5 separate regions of the Homo sapiens genome follow, and regions 1, 2, 3 and 4 are each linked to region 5. Evidence: chromatin loops called from intact Hi-C (ENCODE). Cell type or tissue: dorsolateral prefrontal cortex. All regions are shown on one strand. Region 1 overlaps TET3 (tet methylcytosine dioxygenase 3). Region 2 overlaps TET3 (tet methylcytosine dioxygenase 3). Region 3 overlaps TET3 (tet methylcytosine dioxygenase 3). Region 4 has its middle 28 kb from the start of BOLA3. Region 5 overlaps TET3 (tet methylcytosine dioxygenase 3).

Region 1 (4,000 bases), 100 kb after region 5:
CTGTGCATGGTGCTGTGCGGAGCCTGGTGCTGTAGTGTTGTGCTGGGACTTTCTTGACTCTTGGGCAGGTCACATCCTACAGGAGCTCAGCAGACCAGTGTAACAACAGTTAATGCATCTATCCTGATCCCTGAATTTCCACATTGGACAATGGTGCATGCCTCACACCTGAGCCTGCTTCCTCCATGCTGTCATTGGGTTCGGGGGCCTACACTTAACAATTTTAAAGTGCAAGAGTCAAACATTTTCAACAGGTTGCTATAATTTTCCTCCCTAATTGGTGCCATTTCTCCATTTGATCATTTTCTTTTTTTCCTTTCTCCCCTCTTCATCCACTTTAATATAGCTGTTCTGAAATTCTGGTGCATTCATTCGGTTCTTTGAAATGAGAATGTGGTGCTTAATTTTTGTGACGTTGTCGAGAGAGGTTGGGCCTGATGGGAGCAACACTCATCATCACCAAGTCAAACTTTGTTGGAGTGTTGGTTTTTCTTGTGATATTAGCAGAAATGATCTCATGCTAGCCATGTGGATGTGTGTGTGGTGAATGGGGGGCTTCATCAGGACACACAGAGGGGAATGTGGCCACACGGTGGATGACCACCAAGCCCTGAGATGAACAGGTATTTACTGAGCAGTTGTATTCAGATATGGGTCTTCATGAATCATGTTTAACAATCAGATGACCGCTATAGGCAAGTTCCTGAGCTTCCGGGTGCCTTGAGTAAGAGCTGAGAACCGGCCTGCTGGGTGTTTACTGTATCTGTTTGGAAGCACTGGCGGAGGGTCGTTGTAAGATGTCCTGAGCATTTATGTGGTCTGGTTTTAACTGTAAATAGTGAAAGATTTTTTTAAGCACTTTTGCCTAGATTTAAACAGCAACTTGAAAAAAAAAGTATGTTTTAACATGTAATTGTGGGAGAAATTGTAAATAGTAGCCGAATATTTAATGTGCTTTGTCTATCCTCCACTTTTACCATATTCTGTAAAGTTGCATTTATTTTACAGGACAAAAAAATGAAATATTATTGCTTTTGAAATAAATACCCAAGAGCTTATCAGGACTTAGAATTATTCAGAACTCAGATTTATAGGAAAACCTCTGACCTTCAGTTTGACAAGCTAAAGGAAGCAGAGTCTTTAATGAGCATGCTAATTTTCTAGTTTTGAGGAAAAATTGGGTCCTTTAAATGCTATTTTGCTTATCGCATCAGTACTTTTATGCAGGTCTCATTTGACTCCGTGCTTAGGTAGATGCGGGGGTGCCTTGAAAACTTCATTTTAAATGATCTTAAGCAAGAAATACAATATTTTACGAAACATTTGGAGAATGTGACCGTCTGTATGACCCGTGGAAGCCCCAGGTTGGCTGTTGGTTTGGAAGGTCCCGAGTGTAACCCAGGTGATTCTGATACTTGGCATGTGTGAATCTTCCTGATGTATGTTAAATAAACTCTTCCCCTCATCACCCTTTGGTAGGAAAGCCATTAGATGAAAGGAGAAACCAATACAAGCTAAAAGCATGCGACGTCTGTCCCCCAGCCCAAACAGCCTTGGTTCATCAGTTTCTGCAGTAGGAGATAGGCTGCTGAGAGGTGAGTCAAGAGGCAGTCTCCATTGGATGTCCCCACTCCCCGCAGAATGGCGTTTCCAGAGTTAGGCGGTGTGGTTGCCGTGCTCAAGCCCATGCTGATTTGTACACTACATGTCTAACCTACCTCAAATCTCAGTCATTAAAATTAGCATGCTTTAGACATATATTTAAAAAGTAACTATGCACAGCTCTTTATCCCCCCCTTGCTGCTGAAGCTTTCTTAAAGAGAAAAATCAAATTTTTATTTTTTACTGGCACTATCATTTTTTAAGTCCTAAAGATGATTAACAGACATTTTTATCATGAGAAGAAAAATAAAGCCATTGCAACTAAAGAACCTAACAGCATGACCAAGTTCGAAGAGTCATATTATAGCAACGGAAATCGATGGCGTCTTAGTCATCTCCCCAGTGTGCCCTGTCCACGGACACCATCCACGTGCAGTGCAAACATTTGGTTCCTTTTCTGCTCTGTTTTGTTTTCCCTGCCTGTTGCGTGCAAGGGAAGTGCTTGTAAAGTTCTGTGCTACGAGATTTTTAAAATAAAAATCGCTTCGCAGCAGGTTCTCACAAAATAACTGGTGCTAGCTCAAGAAATCATCATCTGACCATCAGAAATCTTGACTAAAGGTGTTGCATGGATTTGGGGGTCTTTCGGTTTTTGGTTTTGGGTCTGGCTTTTAGCAGGGCCAATGTTTCCCACACCCCGGCTTCATGGGTACTGCTTTGCCTTCTCACCAAGGTGACGATGGTGTGCGTGGAAAGAGATGATACCCCACCGCCCCCTCTTGGTCCTTCCACCAGCCTCTTTTGGGAACAGTAGTTTGCAGAGCAAGGGATTTTTAAAGCGCTAAAGCAAGGAAAGAAGTAGCAGAGCTTAACTGCTTTGTACCACACAGCAGTAGATGTGCAAGGACGGTTGACAATGAGTCGATGATAACCTAATTTCATTGAGAGAAACCCAGCCAGACTTGCTTCTAGAGGTTTAATCACCATGAGATCTCAAACCAAGGCAAAGCTGGTGGAAAACTATATGATATCCCTGACGTGCCTCAACCAGTATCTCTTTCCTTTTGTTACTGAAGTGTGTTTTATGGACTAGGAAGCATTTTTATGAATTGAAATAGTCTAAATAAAATGGTGCTATGGTGTTTTAATGTGACTGTCCCTGATCCTGTCTTGCTGAGGTGCTATCAACGTTCTGAAACCACAACCAACCAAAAACAAGGTGGGCTCCAGTCTCTTGGCTTTTTTTTTTCCCTCCCCTCTTTTGGTGCTGTCTTAGACCCGTTTACCGTGCTATAATCTGCTCTGAGCAGTGTTGTGTTGTGTTGTATTGTTCTTCCCTTGGTGGCCAAACAAAGCAAGTCGAGAAGGCAGCTATCTCCCTTTCTGTGATCGGGAGTGGGCCTGCCTGGCTTGGCAGGTGCTTTTTGGTTCCACACCTGTCTTCTCAGGCTTGATGTGAAAGAAAGGGCGAAGGGTTTTTTGAGTTTTTGTTTTTGAGGAAGGGGAGTTGGGTACTTCTGCCTCTCCTAGCATGATAGGCATTCTCATAGCCAGGGACAGATTTTCTCCTGCAGCCCAGGGTGCTAAGCAGACATCTCTGGGAGTCCCAAGGGCACACCAAGGGAGACCAGATGGATCTCCTTCCTCCCCTGGCACTGGCTGGGACCATGGTGGGCAGGGGCTTCATTCTCTGACCCAGCGTTGCTTCTGCCTCTCATTGGTAACCCCTTATGTTCGGACTAAAGGAAGGAGCTTTCTTTGCTCACTCGATGCCACTGAGGCTGCTTTTTAGTTGGTGCTAACCTAAATTTCTTCTTGGGTCCACAGAAGTTGATGTTTTAAAAACTCACCAGGAAGCTCCATTTTGTGTCATCCACTGTCACAATAATTTTTTTAAATACCTCAAAAACAGGACATCATGACAACTTCAGTAAAGTAGATTCCATGAGGGTCTGATACCTGCAGGTTGTCCGTCTGATGACATACTTGACCTTGAAAAATCTGGGGTCATTTTGTTTTTCATTCTTCAGCAGTTAAGATAGCGGAACGCCGAAAGGAAGGAGCGTAGTTGGCTGTATTTCATGTTTAAGTTTTGCTTTTGAATAAAATGTGAATTTCCTATGCCCATCTCATTGAGCTTTCTCAGTCATTGTTGCTGTCATTTGAAATGACTCCCTCAAAACCTAGTTTTATTAGCCAGCTGCCTCTGCTGTAGTACATGGCCAACTTCAACATACCCTGGACCAAAACATTTTTGAGGTGCATACCCCCAACATAAGTTACACAGTCCCACATCCAGGTGCACAGAGTGCGAGTGCACTCCGCGAGTGCGGGGGGAGGGGCGGCCCCCTCTGGTGCTCCCAGCCCTTCCTCCTGCAGAGCTGCAGGCAAGAGCAGA
Region 2 (4,000 bases), 49 kb after region 5:
AGGATAAAATTAAGAGAAATGGTTCATCACTGAAGGACTTTGCGGTTTCCTTTTTTTATTTTTAGGCAGGGTCTCACTCTGTTGCGGGGGCTGGAATGCAGTGGCATGATCTCTGCTCACTGTAGCCTCCACTTCCTGGGCTCAAGCAATCCTCCCACCTCAGTCTCCCGAGTAGCTGGAATTACAGGCGCATGCCACCATACTTGGCTAATTTTTAAAAATTTTTTGTGGAGACGAGGTCTCACTATATTGCCCAGGCTTGTCTCAAACTCCTGGGCTCAAGCGATCCTGTCATCTCAGCCTCCCAAAGTGCTGGGATTATAGTCGTGAACCACTGCACCCAGCCTATGGTTTACTTAAGGAAAAAAAAAAACAACAATAAAATATTTAGTTACCCACTCAGCCAGTGTGTGCTGAGTGCCTTTTACCTCCGAGGCCCATGCTGTTGTATGGAAGTGGCTATATCGCAGGGGTACCCTGTAGCACAGACTTAGTTGTCATCATGGGAGATCATGTTTTATCTGGGAAACTCTTGTTTAGAGCTGGGTTTTGAAAACTGTGGTGAACACAGATGGGGAGAGGCAGAAAGGCTTTCCAGACTGAGTAGTGCATAAGCACAGTCTTGGGGCAGAAGGAGCAAGCTTGCAGGATGGGATGTTGCAAGGGTGACCTGAAACCTCTGTTCTCCTGCATTCCTCGGATGAGGAGCCTCCACCAGAGAGGATACATGTTCGCTTGTAGGCAGTGAGCAAAAATGCAGGCATCTGTCAGCATCAGAGAAACCAGACCTCCAGGAACTGGGAGCTAACAACACTTTGTATTATTAAATTAGAGGAAAATACTTAGGTAAAAACAGCAGAAACAAATTTGAACAATCATCTCAGTTGAGTTTTAGAAAATGGAAAAAAGACTAGAAGAAAATATATGAACAGTGGATTGTCTGTATGGTCGGAGTATGGATGACCTTTCCCTCATGTGTTTTCTGAATTTTCTACAATGAAATTTGTGTTGTATAACCCAGAAATATTTGTGAAAGTGCATGCTAGCAGTAGCATGGAAGGTGGATTGGTGAAGGGTGATAACCCTGTGGTAGGAGACCCGTTAGGAAGCTTTTGAGAGTAAAAGTGTTTATGAAGCACCTGCTCTGGTCTAGGCACCCTGCCAAGTACTTAATAGTCACCACCTCACTTAATCCTCATAGCAGCTCTATGAGGTAAATACTGTCAGTGGCTCCATTTTAGCCATGAGGAAACAGATTAAGTAATTTACCAAGGTCATACAAACTAGTGAAAGTGAGATTTGAACCTAGGCAGTTGGACTCTTAACCACCATGTCATATTGTGATTGAAATTGGTCAGTTGGGAAACAAGTCCTCACTAAAACAATGGTAGTAGAATGAAGAGAACCAACGAAGAGATTTGCTCTGAAACAGCTTCTGGAGGGCCTGAGGTTCATGTTAGGAAAACCCATTCTGTTTTCCAGAATTGTCTGGCCACATGCTTCTCGCTCTGTTGCCCATGCTGGAGTGCAGTGGCGTGATCTTGGCTCACTGCAACCTCTGCCTCCTGGGTTCAAGCAGTTCTCATGCCTCGACCTCCCGAGTAGCTGGGATTACAGGCACCCACCACCATGCCTGGCTAACTTCTTGTATTTTAGTAGAGACGGGGTTTCACCGTGTTGCCCAGGCTGGTCTCAAACTCCTGAGCTCAGGCAGTCCACCTGCCTCAGCCTCCCAAAGTGCTAGGATTACAGGTATAAGCCACCACGCCTGAACAGGTGCTTCTTCAGTTGGTATGGTAGAATTTGTCTTTGTGAATTCAGGCTCAGAACAAGGCTTAGAAATCAAGGTGCTCACTCTGGGATGACAATGGGAAAATCCCATACTCCAGAAATTCATCCCCTCACCAGTGGTAGGTAGAGAGTTATAGGTTAATATAAGGAAGAATTTTCCATAGAAGTGGGGGTGAAATATGGAGACTCCATGAAGCCATCTAAGAGCTGATAACAGAATATGGGAACAACTTTATAAAAGCATACAAGTTCCTATAGCCAAAAAAAAAAAAAAAAAAAATGGTGGGGGAGGGGCCCGGGCGCTGTGGCTCATGCCTGTAATCCCAGCACTTTGGGAGGCAGAGGCGGGCAGATCATGAGGTCAGGAATTCGAGACCACCCTGGCCAGTATGGTGAAACCCTATCTCTACTAAAAATACAAAAATTAGCTGGGCATGGTGGCGGGTGCCTGTAATTCCAGTTACTCTGGAGGCTGAAGCAGAAGAATCACTTGAACCTGGGAGGCCGAGGTTGCAGTGAGCTGAGATCACGCCACTGCACTCCAGCCTGGGCGAAAGAGCAAGACTCTGTCTCAAAAAACAAAACAAAACAAAAAAACCCTCTATTATTCAAGTTATTTGGTAATTTTGCCAAATAAGCAATTTAGCCAATATGAGCATCACCATGTAACCAAAGTCCCCAACCCCTTTATGTAAAAATGATGGGTTTCTGAAGGTCTGAATGGGACTCATATGGATTTTTTTATCTGAATCTTGAAGTTCTAGAATTAAAGGCACCCCTTAAAGCTTCAAAGAAGTAAACTTATAAGCTATGAAAGGAAATGCCATTCTCTAAAAGATAATATGATGTTTGCAGCTTTGAGAATATTTATCACAAGTTGAATTTCTATGTTGAATTATTGCAAGTGACTTGTGGATGTGGATATTTAAAAATACTCATTGGAGAGTCCCCCCCCAACCATCCTATAACACCATTGTCAGAAACAGGACAAGGAGCTATAGAGACTGTTGTTCCCTTCGCCTTTGTGTATTTTGTCTATTTTCAGTAACAGGGAAATTCCCAAGAGGAGCCAGTTTAGGACGGAGAATGAATGCAAATGACTTTTTAGTGGGAAAAGCATCCTTTGTGCTCATCTAGTCACCATCTTAGAGATGAGGAAGGTATCTGTGTTAGTTTGTAAGCGTTGTCCTGATGTCTCTGGGGAGCAGCCAACAGGAAGCTGCAGAGACTAAACCACAGCAAAAGCAAGAGGTTAGGAGGTGTAGATGCTAGTGGTTGCCTTCATAGAAATATGTTGTATTTTTAATCAGTTGATTGTTCTTCCCTGAAGAAGCCACAGGGAAAATATCTCCTTTGCCTGGAGCATGGTGAAAGTCTGGGTGAGGGAGTGGCATTGTCCAGCGAATGTGGCTGATGGCATGTCCATCAGGGAATTTCAAATGGGACATAGTCCTGAATGGAGGACACAAAGTTATTTGTTTACAGTCGTGTAAAGTCTGTTTTCTACAGTTTTTATTTCTATGAGAATGTATCACACAAACCCCCCACCCCACTGCATTGAGATGAAGAGAAACTTCCTATCTTTTAAATGTTTTTTTGAAACAATGACTATTTGGACACCATATAAAGGATGGGGAATCTGACGGTGAGTAGGAGGGTATCAGAGAAAACTTCCTGCAGGAGAGGATGTCTTACTGAGTTTTAAAGGATAAATAGAAGTTTAATAGAGGAACAGGGAGAAGGGACCTGAAGTTTATGCAGATGAAAGACATGTGGAAAGACACATGAAGATGCGGAAGATGAGAGAACATGGGGAAATACAGGTCATGCGGGTGTGACGGGTGTGGAGGATGAAAGATTGGGAGTGGCTGGAGAGGAGAGTTTCAGGGGAAGAGGGGATGATACCAAAGCCAGAGAAACCAGTTTGTAGGCTCAGATGTAGTTCAGGCAAGAAATAATGGGCCTCTGAACTAGAGTGACCTTGAGTAGAAAGGAGGAGGGGAGGGGGCAGATAAGAGAAAGAATAAGAAAAGAATTAACTGCTCCAGTGACTGGTTGGATGTAGGAGTAAGGGAGGAGGAGTGGTCACAGGTGACTCCTGAGGTTTCAGGCTGGGCGACTGGGTTGATGGTGCTGCCTTTCACCAAGGTTAGAAATACTGGGAGGGCAGCAAGTCTGGGTACCTGGCTTTTGAATGTCTGTGGGACCT
Region 3 (4,000 bases), 90 kb after region 5:
GCCCTCAGGCTGTGGGGGCCGGAGCATCTGCTCAGGCCGCCTCCCCTCTGTTGTTTGTCCTCTGATGCCTGCATGGCAAAGGCCCTCCTGAGAGGCGGTCTCCACTCAGCTCCAAATGCAAGGAAGGCACAAGCCTATCCAGGTTGTCTGCCATTTTACCTTCCTTCTGCCTGGGCTCCTGAGCGGGTGGAGTGCTGGCTTCCTTTGCTAGGATACAGACAAATATCCAAATACGTGAACTCAAGTTGCAACCTTCCAAATCTCTCCAAGCTCCTAGTACCAGAAGGGCTTCCCACTTCCCGTGGTGCAGGGACACCCTCTCTACACCAAAGCCTATGTCACCTTCTGTGCTCTGACTGCCAAGCTTGGGTCCTCATAAGAAAAAGGAAGCATTTTCAAATTCAGAACTCTTTGTTTACCCCAGACCTGGCTTTTAGACTTAAATAGTCTAATAGACCTGTATGCAAATAGTCTAATTTGTTATTAGATTTTTATTTACGGTAAGATTCACCCTCCCTTACAAGCAGCAGATGTGGTTGCTTCAATGAATGGAGCCCTGGGGCTACCAGGACCTAAGAACTACTAGGAATGGAAAGACATTGGCTTAATTTCTCTCAAATTCTTTCCCTGTTCTACCAACTGCCACTTCCTGTGCTCTTACGATGTGCTAAGCACTTTGCCAAGCCCCTCATAGGTTTCTCAGATGATTTCACGACCCCTCCATCCCAGTGATCTAGGCACTGTTACCCCTCACTTTACAGATGAGGCAGATGGCTTCCTTAAGCCCATGTGGCTAGTTCATGGTGAAGGCAGGTTTGAAACTCAGGCCTGTGTGTCCCTAGAGCTCACAAGCCTCACCCCCTGCTGTGCTGGTGGCAGCATCTGGACATCAGGCAGGGAGGTGGCCTGGCATCACTGGCCCAGGCTGGCCTGGTCAAGAGTGGCTGGCAGCCCTGGCGACCCCACTGGATGTACAGCTGAGCTGTGGGTCTCCACCTTCCATTTCTCATTCTGTGTGCTTGGTTCTTTTTCTCTTTCCTCTCTTCCTGCTTTCTTCTTCATAAACCCTTTGTGCCTGTGCTCGTGGTGTCCTAGGAGCCCTTCAAGCCCTGCTTGTTTTCGGAGGGCCAGACAGAGGCTGTGGATACCTGGAACTCTCTGCCACATGTCACCAGGGGCTGCTGCTTCACATAGAGCAGTGCTGTCCCACAGTACTTTCTGTGATGTGTGGAAACATTCTCTGCTGTCCATACAGGAGCCACGTGTAGCTGCTGAGTATTTAAAATGGGACTAGTGCAACCAAGGGACTGAATTGCTTTAATTTTTATTAGAATTCAGGCCGGGCATTGTGGCTCACGCCTGTAATCCTAGCACTTTGGGAGGCCAAGGTGGTTGGATCACCTGAGGTCAGGAGTTTGAGACCAGCCTGGCCAACACGGCAAAACCCCATCTCTACTAAAAATATAAAAGAAATTAGCCGGCTGTGGGCACCTCTAATCCCAGCTACTCAGGAGGCTGAGGCAGGAGAATTGCTTGAACCCAGGAGATGGAGGTTGCAGTGAGCCAAGATAATGCCACTGCACCCCAGCCTGGGTGACAGAGTGAGCCTCTGTCTCAAAGAAAAAAAAAAATTAGAATTCATCTGTATTTCTGTAGCTTCATGTGGTTTGTGAATAACATTACGTAGTACGAGTCTAGCAGCTGGAGCTTTGAAGTCTGTCTGTATTCCTGGCTTATGACAGGCTCTGGGCTGGGCTGGGCTGGGCTGGGCTGGCTGTGGAATTTCTAGCATGGATCCTGCCTGCCTTTCTCTTCCTGTCTGTAGCCTGGGAGGAAAGATCCACAGTTGTTGCTCTTGGCTTTTTCAGTCCCACTGTGCCGCACCTCTGACCTACGGTGTTCAGCACTCGAAAGCAAGAAACGTTTGATATGTTCTGGGCTGAACTGGGCGGGAGCCTGAAGGAGCAGTAGTTTAGCAGTCAGGATGACTAGACCTTCAGGCCGTGGCTTCCACAGCTTTTCCTGGGAGCCTCAGTGTCCCCAGCTGTGAAGTGGACACAGCACCACAGCCCTCCTGAAGGAAAGGCCAGAAAGACACCTGATAACACCTCCCTCCCAGCCTCCCCCACGATGCTTCAGGAATGCCAGTCCACTTCCAGGGTGCAGGGTCTGCCAGGCGGGGCTGCTCTGGATGTGTGACTGCCCCTCTCTCTGCAGGAAGAAGTGCTCCGGAAGAGTTTCCAGGACCTGGCCACCGAAGTCGCTCCCCTGTACAAGCGACTGGCCCCTCAGGCCTATCAGAACCAGGTAACGGGCCCTGGGCCTTTTGCTGCCCACATGTCACCGTCCACATCTCTGCTCAGGCTCTGAAGGTGGGAAGTGGGAGAGTGGGCTCTTTTACTCTCTTATGGGAAGAGCCTAGTCCAGAAGTAAAGCGATATGATGTGGTTCTTTGATAAAAACCCCTTTTTTACACCAGGCTACCTGCATCCCACACCGTCCCTCTTCTATCCTGGTCTTCTCCCTTCCCCTGGTAACCCATCCACCTCCTCTGGTCTGGTATCCACTGGTGAGGCCCGAGTTTCTCTCACCTGTCACCCTTGTATCTCCTAGACAAGGCAAGGGGACTTGGGATAACCCAGAAGGAAGTAATTCCTACAGGAGACTGAAAGTAACTTTTTTGTAGCTGGGGCCTCTCAGCCAGAAAACCTCCCTCCTGCAGTCGAAGGGCAAGGTGACTATCATCCTTAACATCCCTCCTTCCAAGACCTGGCCTCCCCAGGTGCAGAATCGGGGCCACTCACCTCAGGTCATGTGAGCACCTCTCCTTGGCTGTCTACACAGGTGACCAACGAGGAAATAGCGATTGACTGCCGTCTGGGGCTGAAGGAAGGACGGCCCTTCGCGGGGGTCACGGCCTGCATGGACTTCTGTGCCCACGCCCACAAGGACCAGCATAACCTCTACAATGGGTGCACCGTGGTAAGCCTGTGCCCTGTCATAGCCCCACCTGTGGGGCAACTGTGGGAGGGAGTCCACCGTGGTCTTTTCAGAAAGGCAGGCTGAGGGTAGGGAGGGACCTGGAGACAGGATCCTCAGAACTCTGGAAGGTTCCCTGCAAGACGGCCTGCCTTCGCCCACCTCCCAGAGAAAACCTCACCAGAAAACCCTTGAACAGACAAGGCTGGCTTTGTGTCTGTGTCTTAGGGGGATGCTGCAGGATGTAGCCCCTCAAGCACCTGGAGTGCCCAGTTATCTAAAGCGTGGGCCCCGGTCTCTGTGGACACTTGGATTTAAATGCAAACAAACCCTTGATTCATTCTTTGGACAAATGTGTATTGAGTACCAGCTGTGCCCAGGCACTGCTCTGCATGCTGCGGGATGAAACGGACAAAGTTCCTGCCCAAGTATGTGTGGGAATGTCCTGTAGCAATGAAGGCCAAGAGGGAAAAATGAAGTAGGGTGAGGGATAAAGCAACAGGAGATGCTGTTTTAGATGAGAGGCTGCTCTGAGGAGGGGACGTTTAAGTTGAGATGTGAATGGCGCAAGAGAGTGAGAGAGCCACTATCTGGGGGTAGAGTGCTCCAGGCAGAGGGACCAGCGTGTGTGCAGGCTCCGAGCGGGGAGCAGGCTGGGTGTGTGTTCAGGGAACAACAGGAAGGGAGTAACTTACTGCAAGGGGCAGGGAGAGTGGGATTGGAGAGGCCTGCAGGGACCAGCTCACAGGGAGCCTTGAGGGCCAGGGGAGGGTTGCGGGGTTTGCTCTAAGTGTGATGGGAAGCTGTTGAGGGCTTCTCAGCTGGGCAGCAGTAAGTTTGCATTGTAAAGTTAGACGCACTCCTGCTGCTGCAGTTAGAGAATGAGGTGTGTGATGGTGGGGGCAGAGTGAGGTGAACGGGAGGGAATAAGAGGAAGGAGGCGAAGGAGGAGGCTGGGGCAGCCATCCAGGCCAGAGGGGACACGGCTTGGGCAGGAGTGGGGGGAGGTGCTGATGGGACA
Region 4 (4,000 bases), 120 kb after region 5:
CCTCAGTCTCCCAAAGTGCTGGGATTACAGGCATGAGCCACTGCACCCGACCCACAAATCTATTATAAAAAATTAAAATTGATAAAAACCAAGTACCTGCTTTAAACACCTGTGACGCTAATCATCTCCACGAGAGCAGATACTATCACCAGTAAATTGCATACTATAGTAAAAAGTGATCTCTTGTGGTTTTCACGTGTCTTTCATTGTGTTTAGCACAACGCTGTAAATCTTGAATAACACCATGGCACCCACACGTAGTGCCTCTAGTAATGGTGGAAGTGCTCCCGAGAAGCAAAGTCAAGTCATGACATTACAAGAACAAGTTGAATTGCTTGATATGTACCATGGATTGAGGTCTGCAGCTGCAGTTGCCCACCATTTCAGACAGACGATTCATCTTAAAAAGACAATTGAAACTTACAGTATCAGTAAGCACAGTACGGTACTGTAAATGTATTTTCATTACGATTTTCTTAATATTTTCTTTTCTCTGGCTTACTTTATTGTAAGAATACAGTATATAATACATATAACATACAAAATAACTATATTATCAGTAAGGCTTCTGGTCAACAGTAGCCTATTAGTAAAGTTTTTGGGGAGTCAAAATGTATATGTGGGTTAGTCAGAATGCTTAACTGACATTGTTCAAAAGTCACATTGTATTTGCTTTTCTCTCTGAATACACATACACACACACATATATTTACATTTACATATATATAAACATATATATAACACATATATATGAACCATTTGGGAATTTGTTGCAGACATCAAGACACTTCTCCTGTAAATACTTTTGTCTGTATGTCCTAAGAACAGTCATTCTCCTTCATAACTACATAAAATTATTGCACCCAGGAAACTGATATATTATCTAATATTGAGTTCATATTCAAATTTATCCAACTTTTGCAATAATGTCTCTTATAATTGTGTTTTCCTCCTAAACCAAGACTCAAACCAAGATCCAGTCCAGAATCACACCATGCATGTAAGTTGTAGTTTCTTGACCCTTCTTTGATCTGCAGACTGCTGCCCTATCACTTTGTTCTTTCACAATATTGCCAACTTTTGGCTGGGTGCGGTGGCTCACGCCTGTAATCCCAGCACTTTGGGAGGCTGAGGCGGGATCACTTGAGGTCAGGAGTTTGAGACCACCCTGGCCAACATAGTGAAACCCTGGCTCTACTAAAAATCCAAAAATTAGCTGGGTATGGTGTCACGTGCCTGTAATCCCAGATACTTCGGAGGCTGAGGCAGGAGAATTGCTTGAACCGGGGAGGCGGAGGTTGCAGTGAGCCGAGATCGCACCACTGCACTTCAGCCTGGGAGACAGAGTGAGACTCTATCTCAAAAAAAAAAAAAAAAAAGATATTGCCATCTTTTAAGAACTCAAGTCAATTGCTTTGCAGAATGTTCCTCAATTTTGATTTGTCTGATTGTTTCTTCATTAATCAGGTTGAGCCTATTAGAAATACTACCCAGATGATGTGTGTTCTTCCTGTTCCTCACACCAGGAGGCACACAGTCTCAGTTTGTCCTATTACTGGAAATGCTAAGTTTGACTTTTGGCTAAGGCAATGTCCAGCAAATGTCTCCATTGCCTGAAAAATTTCCCCTTTATAATTAATAAGTAATCCAGGAGGTGTTACTTTAAGACTGTGTGAATAACCTATTCCCAGTCTTTCACCTAATAGTTTCAGCTTCCACTGGTGATTCTTGGCTGAATCAATTATTACCACGATTGCTGCAAAATGGTGGATTTCCAATTTTATAATTCCTATATTTATTGGTTGTCATTCTACTGTTTTGAAAAAGCATCTTTACTTCTCTCTCCTTTTATATTAATATTAGTGTAGTAGTTGTGGTAATATGAACCCATGGATTCTTTTTAATTGAATGTTTTAAATACTTGTCAAATTATACAAAATTCAACCAACGGCAGCCCCTTCAAACTTATTCCTGTGGCCTTTTGACATTCCTTGGGTGCTTCTGTTTTCTGTTACAGGCCTGAGGTGTCAGCAGGAAAGACGTACTAGTGGCCCCTGAAGCCCTGTTACCTCGGGCCTCTAGGACTTTCGATAGGCCGCCTCCCTTCTCTTAAGAGCCCACAGGTTGGACCTCCAGGTTCTTCCCTGGGTGCTCCCGGAAGGACGCTGCTTCGGGCTCCTCCCGGGGGAACTCCATTCTAGGCGCCCGGCTCCCGGCTCCCCCGCCCGCCCAACCCCGGAGCGCTCCATTCTCCTTGCCAGGCTGCAAACTCCGCCTCCGGTCGCTCTGGCCGACGGCCTCCACGGCGGCAGGGGGCGACCTCTCGGCAAGACTTTCCGCCGGGGTCCCAGCCCGGCAGGAGCTTCCGGAGAGATGGCGGGCGACGTCCGTACCTCTCCGTCTTTCCCTCCTGGGCTGGTGCCGTGGCTACGCCCCGGCCGCTCCACACACCTACCCGGGGGGAACGTGTGCCTGGGCCGCTGGAGTCGCGAATGGCCGGTTATTCACACGTTCAAGTACCCAAGGCAGGCGGCCCTGCAGGCGTCGTCGCGGGTTCTTCCGGCCATCTTGTTGAGGAGGGACCGGAAGGAGGAGCGGCTGAGGAGCCCAAGGAGCGGGGCGGCGGCCACTAGGAGCTCAGGAGGCAAGGGCGTGGCCGAGTGGGACCCACTTGCCTGCCTGGACCCAGAACTCTGGGATCAGTTTGACAACTTAGAAAATCGATAGTCTTGAGAAATTCATCATATCTGCCAAGGAAAGGACTGAGATTGAACTCAGCTATACAAAACAACTCAGGAATCTTTTAAAGACATGCCAACCTAAAAGGAACTGGAAGGAGAAAGAATACATTACGTAAAACTCTCCTTCCCTCCCTGTGAACAAAATGAGTGATCACGCTAGGCAGCATTAAGTTATCTTCTTTGAGGTCTTGAACTTTCAGATCACCGTGGAGTTACAAGGGCATGTTCAAAACCAAAAGCAGGAGAGGAAATCTCACTTTCATGATGCCCAGAAGGCACAACCACCGACAGAGACTTGATGGAAGCAACTTGAGGCAAGTAAAAGACAATTGAGATTATAAAAAGGCTGCTGAGCACATCAGTATTTTGAGAAAATGCCATATGTTTTAAAAACACGTTTTTAAAAGTCGATGTTGAAAAAGGCACACCACCAAGCTGCGAAAACATCACCAATGGCAGAAGACGGCAGACTACTCAATGAGAATTGAATTACTCATCAATTCAAGAAATTTGACACTGAGCTGCAGGAATTTTACCATCCTAATAGTTCCAACAACTTCCAGAAAATACAAGAGATAGAGGGAAAGAGGATAGTGAGAATGAGAGAATCAGTGAAGACATATGTAGCGATTGGGCAACAGGTGATAGCAATCAATAGGAGATGCTTGGAGAGAATAGTAAAGGCAACTGAATCAATGATCAGAAAAATGTCACAGCTGGTAATAAAAACTTTCAAGTCAGAGTGTGAGCCTCCTGGAGACATCTGAGGACTACACTCTGCCAATAAGGTGCTTGATAATAGTCTTTCAGATTTCTGAGGAGAAGGCAAACCAGGGTCAGCTGTGGTGGCAAATTGAAAGGAAACTTCTGGCTGTTCATAAAAATGTATAAATAAAGCTCCAAAGCAGCAAAAGGAACTGATTGGTTTAATGAGCTCGTTATCAAACCCAATATTGGCTGCTTCAAAAGTCTATAATGTAGGCTGGGCACAGTGGTTCACACCAGTAATCATCCCAGCATATTGGGAGTCTGAGGCAGGTGGATCAGTCGAGGTCAGGAGTTTCAGACCAGCCTGGACAACATGGTGAAACCCCATCTCTACCAAAAATACAAAAATTAACCAGATGTGGTGGTGCACACCTGTAATCCCAGCTACTTGGGAGGCTGAGATGGGAGAATCGCTTGGACCTGGGAGGTGGAGGTTGCAGTAAGCTGAGATCATGCCACTGCACTCCAACCTGGGTGACAGAGTGAGACTC
Region 5 (4,000 bases):
ACTCCACTTGGCCTGGTCATTGTCAAAGTTGAGGGGCACAGAAACCCATTGTTCCACCTGAGCTGTGCTTAGGACACTGTTCCTTGTCATGCTTTGCCACCTGCCTCCCTCCCTGCCCTGTGTTCCCAGGGGGAGGCAGGTATGGGCCCTGATGCCTCCTGGAGTCTCCTCACTGGAGGCCAGCTTTGCTGTCTTTCCAAAGGCCGCTCATCCTGTTCTGAGTACCCCCTTTGGGCCCCCGGGGAGGGGACAGCAATTAGGCATCTGTGGTGTAGTGGGTAGGAGAGCGAATCACTGGGTCAGGGGCTCTCAAACATCCTAATTAATCCTGTGAGTCACTTCTCCCTGGCCTCAGCTTATTCATCTGTGAGAATGAGAAGGAGCACCCAGTGAGCTCTTCCAGAAATTGATTCACCTGCAGTGAATCCTCACAACTGGATGAGGTAGCTGCTATTTGTAGTTCAGTTTTATAAGATGAGCAAAGAGAGGCTACGAGAGGTAAGTTACAACCAGCTAGGTAGTGATGGAGCCTGGAGTTTGTGGGTACCAAAGTGTGTGGAAGTCGCTTCCTGGGAGGTAGAAGCTCTGGGGTGCTCAGCTACAGGGAGGGATTGGGGTAGGGAACGATGTGCCCTGGGTGGCCCAGGAAGTAAATCTAGGAGTGGATTGCAGGGTCTGCCTCTCCCCTCTCTGTTCTTTCTCATCCTGCCCTCCTTTCAGTCTTCTGATGCAGCTTTCAAAGGCTGAGTCTGGAAACTGGAAGACCGGAGCTCTTGGGGTCTGGGCTACCTCCCCTCCTCTGCCTTTCCAGGAGATGGGAAGCCCTGAGGTCTGGGGACCCTTGGGGTCTTGGGGGTTACCTCCTGTAGCCTAAGAGTGGAGAACCCATTGTGGGGTGTTGGTGGGGAGGCTGTCTTGGATGGGTATGTTCTGGCGGGGCTGGGGGGTGATCCTAGAGTGAGGTGTGGGTGTTTGTGTGTGTGGAGGAGGGCAGGGTTGACACAGGAGGTGTGGGCTCCGAGGAGCCTGTTTTCTGAGGTGGGCGCTGGAGCAGGGAGGAGCAGAGAGCTTGCATAGCTGTTAAGAGTATGGTCTTCAGAGCCGACAGACCTGGCTCAGAGTCCCGGCTCTGCTGTTTCCTAGCCGCATCACCTTGGGTAAGTTGTTTCACTTATTTTATCACCTCATTTGCAGAATGGAGTAAAGGTTCGTGCTGCCTGGGCTTTTTCTTCTTTTTTGAGGATGAAGGGGCTATTGCACCTCATGCCCTTGTGACAGGGCCCGGTGCCGTCCCAGCTGCTGCCAGGATGATGCTGGGGTTAGAGAGTGGCGAAGCGGGAATCCCCCCCCACCCCCCCGGCGTCTGCTCCGCTCCGCTCCACCCGGAGGCGCAGTCTGTCATCTTTGATCCTGGAGGCGCAGAGGACGCCTTCTGGGTATTACCTTCGGGGTCCCCGCGGGAGGAGGCCGGGGGTGCCCTGGGATGCCCCAGCCTGCCGGGGAGCGGCACGGCGGGCCTGGGAAGCAGCCAGCGCGGCTCAGCAGCACCCTCGGCTGCGCCCCCGCCTCCCGGCTGGGCAGGTCCACCAGGCGGGGGCAGGGCCGGCCGCGGGGATTGGCTGGCGAGCGCGCCGCCCCCTCGCACACCAGCCCCGCGGCGGGGAGGGGAGCGCAGCCGGCAGCTGGCCGCCGCCTCCTCTGCAGTGCCTCCCTCCGTGCGCTCCCTCCGGCGGGGATAATGGGAGGCCCGCCGGCCGATGCACCAGAGGAGGCCGGCCGAGGTAGAGCGCGCGGGGCCGGGGATGGCCGGGCGGACGCGGGCCGGGGGTCGCCGTCCTCTCGGATCTCGGGGGGATTCTCAGAGGAGAAATGAAAACAAAAACACACTGGAAGGCGGGGGAGCCTGTCTGCCGTGATCCAGGCGGCAGCTGGAGGCAGGAAGATGGTCCCAGATAGCCTTTCTTTCCCAGGCTGTATCCCCTCCCGTTCGCCTTCTTCCCCTCCGGCCGGGCTGGGGGCTGTAGCAGGAGGACTTTGCTGCCTTCCTGGTACCCGCCTGGCTCACACGTTCCTCTGGCTTCTTTTGCAGGTGGAAATAAAGGCTGGTGAAGGAGCCGGGCCGTGGGGACAAGGAGCGGCTGTCAAGGTACCTTGTGTGTGTGCGTGCGTGTGTGTGCGTGTGTGTGGTGGCGGTGAAGTGTTTGACCGGATTGGATAAAAATAAAGGGTCTCCTCTGGTGATCCCTTAATCTCCCACTGTGTGTGTAGCAGCAGCTGAGGGGGAGGGGCGGCGGGGGTGTGGGCGGCCAATGAATTCTCAGGCCTGTGTGGGTTTTGTTTGGATTCTTTTTGCTTTCTCAGCTGGATGGTTTTGGGTGCAGTTGGGGCTTGGTTTGTTGAACTGTTTTTTTTTTTTTTTTCTTTTTAAGACATGCAACCCACTCCCCACCCCTGCCTCTGGAAATCTCTCGAGAATGTCCCTGGCACTGTTGGTTTGCATCCAATCTGCAGAAATCCCGGGGGGGACGGTGTGCGGGGAGGGGGGGTGGGGGGGCGTAAGAGGGAGGGAGAATTGCGCTCCTGAGTCTGAAGCTGATAGGATGTCATTAGTCATGCTGCTGTCACCATGGAGATGGCTGGAGAGGAGAGGAGGTGGTGGGGGTGAGGATATTTTGGGTAGGGTGGGGGCTGATGCAACATCATGACTGGGAATCCGGCGGGCGTCTGCTGTTACTCTGTGTGACTTGGTGTCTAGGGGACTGGGAAGAGAGTGTTCCCAGGTGCGTGGGAAGCAGAGAAGGGGGCACTGAGCTTCTCCTTGTGGTTGTCTGGGGGGCGGGGAGCTGGGGTGTTTGAGACAGGGGAGGGGAGAGTCCAGTAGAGTATCAGCCATTACTAGGAAACCACAGATATTCCTCCCACGTTGGCATGGACCCGATCAGTAGGTTTCCTTGAGCTTGTCCCCCTTTTCAGGGCTAAGGAGCCACTGTGAGTTTGGGATTACTCAGCAGTATCCTCTGCTGGCCCAGGGCGGAGAAAACAGATTGGGAGGTGGCTCTGTGTGGCTGCCTCTGAAGTCCAAGAGCAGAGAGGCTGGAAGGGAGCATGGGGCAGGTGGGCAGGGTCAGGGCTCATGGAACTCTTCCTAGCGGAGAGGAAGCGCGTTCCTGCCCCTGCCTCAGCCCACCTGCCCCCTCAGCCGCTGGAGTCTTCAGGGAGCTGGGGATCTTGGTTGCTTGGGTAGCAGGTGGGTGAGCTGCAAGTGTCCCCAGATACCCTTAGTTTCCTCCCTGGAAATTCTCTTCCCGCCCCCTGGGAAAGCTGTGGGAAGCTCCATGGAGGTGCTGGAAGTGGCATCCTGCCACCTTACTGACTGGATATGGATGCTGGTAGGGAGGGGCTCTGCTTCCCACGTGGGGGATAGGGACTTCTAGGTGAGGCTGCAGGGTGTATCAGGAGGCCTAGATAGTTCCCTGGCTTTGTCCCAAGGAACTTGAGGCAAGTAAGTGCTTGGGGAAGGGTGTGAATTTTGCTTCTGGAGCAGCTTCTGGGAAGGAGAAGAGCCAGGGGGCATCGGCTTCCCCGTCTAGCGGGTGTGCTTTAGTGAGACTGGGAGTAGTGGATGATCACCTGGGATGAGGCGGTGGGAGGCTGGGAGGTGACAGAGGGCAGTTGATACGGGCGATACTGTGGGTGGGGAGGAGAGAGCTGAGCTCACCTCAAGTTGGCTCTCACTACACACTCTTTTCTACAGCCTTCTCTGGAGCAGAACCCCCAGGTTCCACCTCTGCTTCCTCCCCTCGCCTCCCGCTGCTGGCTGGAGGAGTTGTAATCACCTCATGTGCTGTTGGAGGGGTGTGGGCACAGAGATCGTAGAGTAGATCTGCTCTGTCTCCCAGCCTGGGGAAAGCAGGCCAACGGGATGAGGACAGATGGACTCAGGGAGGGGGCAGGCCCCTCTCTCCTCTGTATCTCCAGCCTTGTCAGCCTAGAGCTTCCC

Evidence for each region. Peaks named below come from ENCODE experiments on the same cell type or tissue, not always from the same donor. Only the 100,000 strongest peaks of a DNase experiment are listed, where the experiment ranks them.
Region 1: it touches region 5 in a loop (2.4-fold over the local background); 8 of 110 quality-filtered maps call a loop at or near these places.
Region 2: a loop joins it to region 5, with 2.3 times the contacts of the local background. A loop is called at or near these places in 6 of 110 quality-filtered maps.
Region 3: a loop joins it to region 5, with 2.8 times the contacts of the local background. A loop is called at or near these places in 11 of 110 quality-filtered maps.
Region 4: a loop joins it to region 5, with 3 times the contacts of the local background. A loop is called at or near these places in 7 of 110 quality-filtered maps.

What each region holds. Positions count from the first base shown.
Region 1 is chr2:74,103,253-74,107,252 of GRCh38, forward strand. It overlaps TET3 (tet methylcytosine dioxygenase 3), which reads left to right. Exons shown (of 12, transcript NM_001287491.2): 12 at 1-4,000. Among named protein-coding and RNA genes, the nearest start is that of BOLA3, 43 kb to the right of the region's middle. In dorsolateral prefrontal cortex, a CTCF peak has its summit at 1,803; no DNase peak of the experiment used is centred here.
Region 2 is chr2:74,050,506-74,054,505 of GRCh38, forward strand. All of the region lies in intron 4 of TET3 (tet methylcytosine dioxygenase 3), which reads left to right. Among named protein-coding and RNA genes, the nearest start is that of TET3, 68 kb to the left of the region's middle. RefSeq lists enhancers at 1,199-1,700, 1,701-2,200. In dorsolateral prefrontal cortex, no CTCF peak of the experiment used is centred here; no DNase peak of the experiment used is centred here; H3K4me3 peaks cover 800 bases; H3K27ac peaks cover 3,084 bases.
Region 3 is chr2:74,090,685-74,094,684 of GRCh38, forward strand. TET3 (tet methylcytosine dioxygenase 3) reads left to right here. Exons shown (of 12, transcript NM_001287491.2): 9 at 2,218-2,307; 10 at 2,845-2,982. Among named protein-coding and RNA genes, the nearest start is that of BOLA3, 55 kb to the right of the region's middle. In dorsolateral prefrontal cortex, no CTCF peak of the experiment used is centred here; a DNase peak (open chromatin) is centred at 1,784; H3K27ac peaks cover 4,000 bases.
Region 4 is chr2:74,117,992-74,121,991 of GRCh38, forward strand. It overlaps a transcript of TET3 not described here and the pseudogene FNBP1P1. Among named protein-coding and RNA genes, the nearest start is that of BOLA3, 28 kb to the right of the region's middle. RefSeq lists an enhancer at 2,279-2,638. In dorsolateral prefrontal cortex, CTCF peaks have their summits at 2,349 (motif pointing right) and 2,552; DNase peaks (open chromatin) are centred at 2,310 and 2,590; H3K4me3 peaks cover 1,390 bases; H3K27ac peaks cover 955 bases.
Region 5 is chr2:74,001,021-74,005,020 of GRCh38, forward strand. TET3 (tet methylcytosine dioxygenase 3) reads left to right here. Exons shown (of 12, transcript NM_001287491.2): 3 at 2,090-2,146. Among named protein-coding and RNA genes, the nearest start is that of TET3, 18 kb to the left of the region's middle. RefSeq lists a silencer at 1,325-1,864 and enhancers at 2,665-3,181, 3,182-3,697. In dorsolateral prefrontal cortex, a CTCF peak has its summit at 1,624; DNase peaks (open chromatin) are centred at 1,631, 2,291 and 2,721; H3K4me3 peaks cover 3,355 bases; H3K27ac peaks cover 4,000 bases.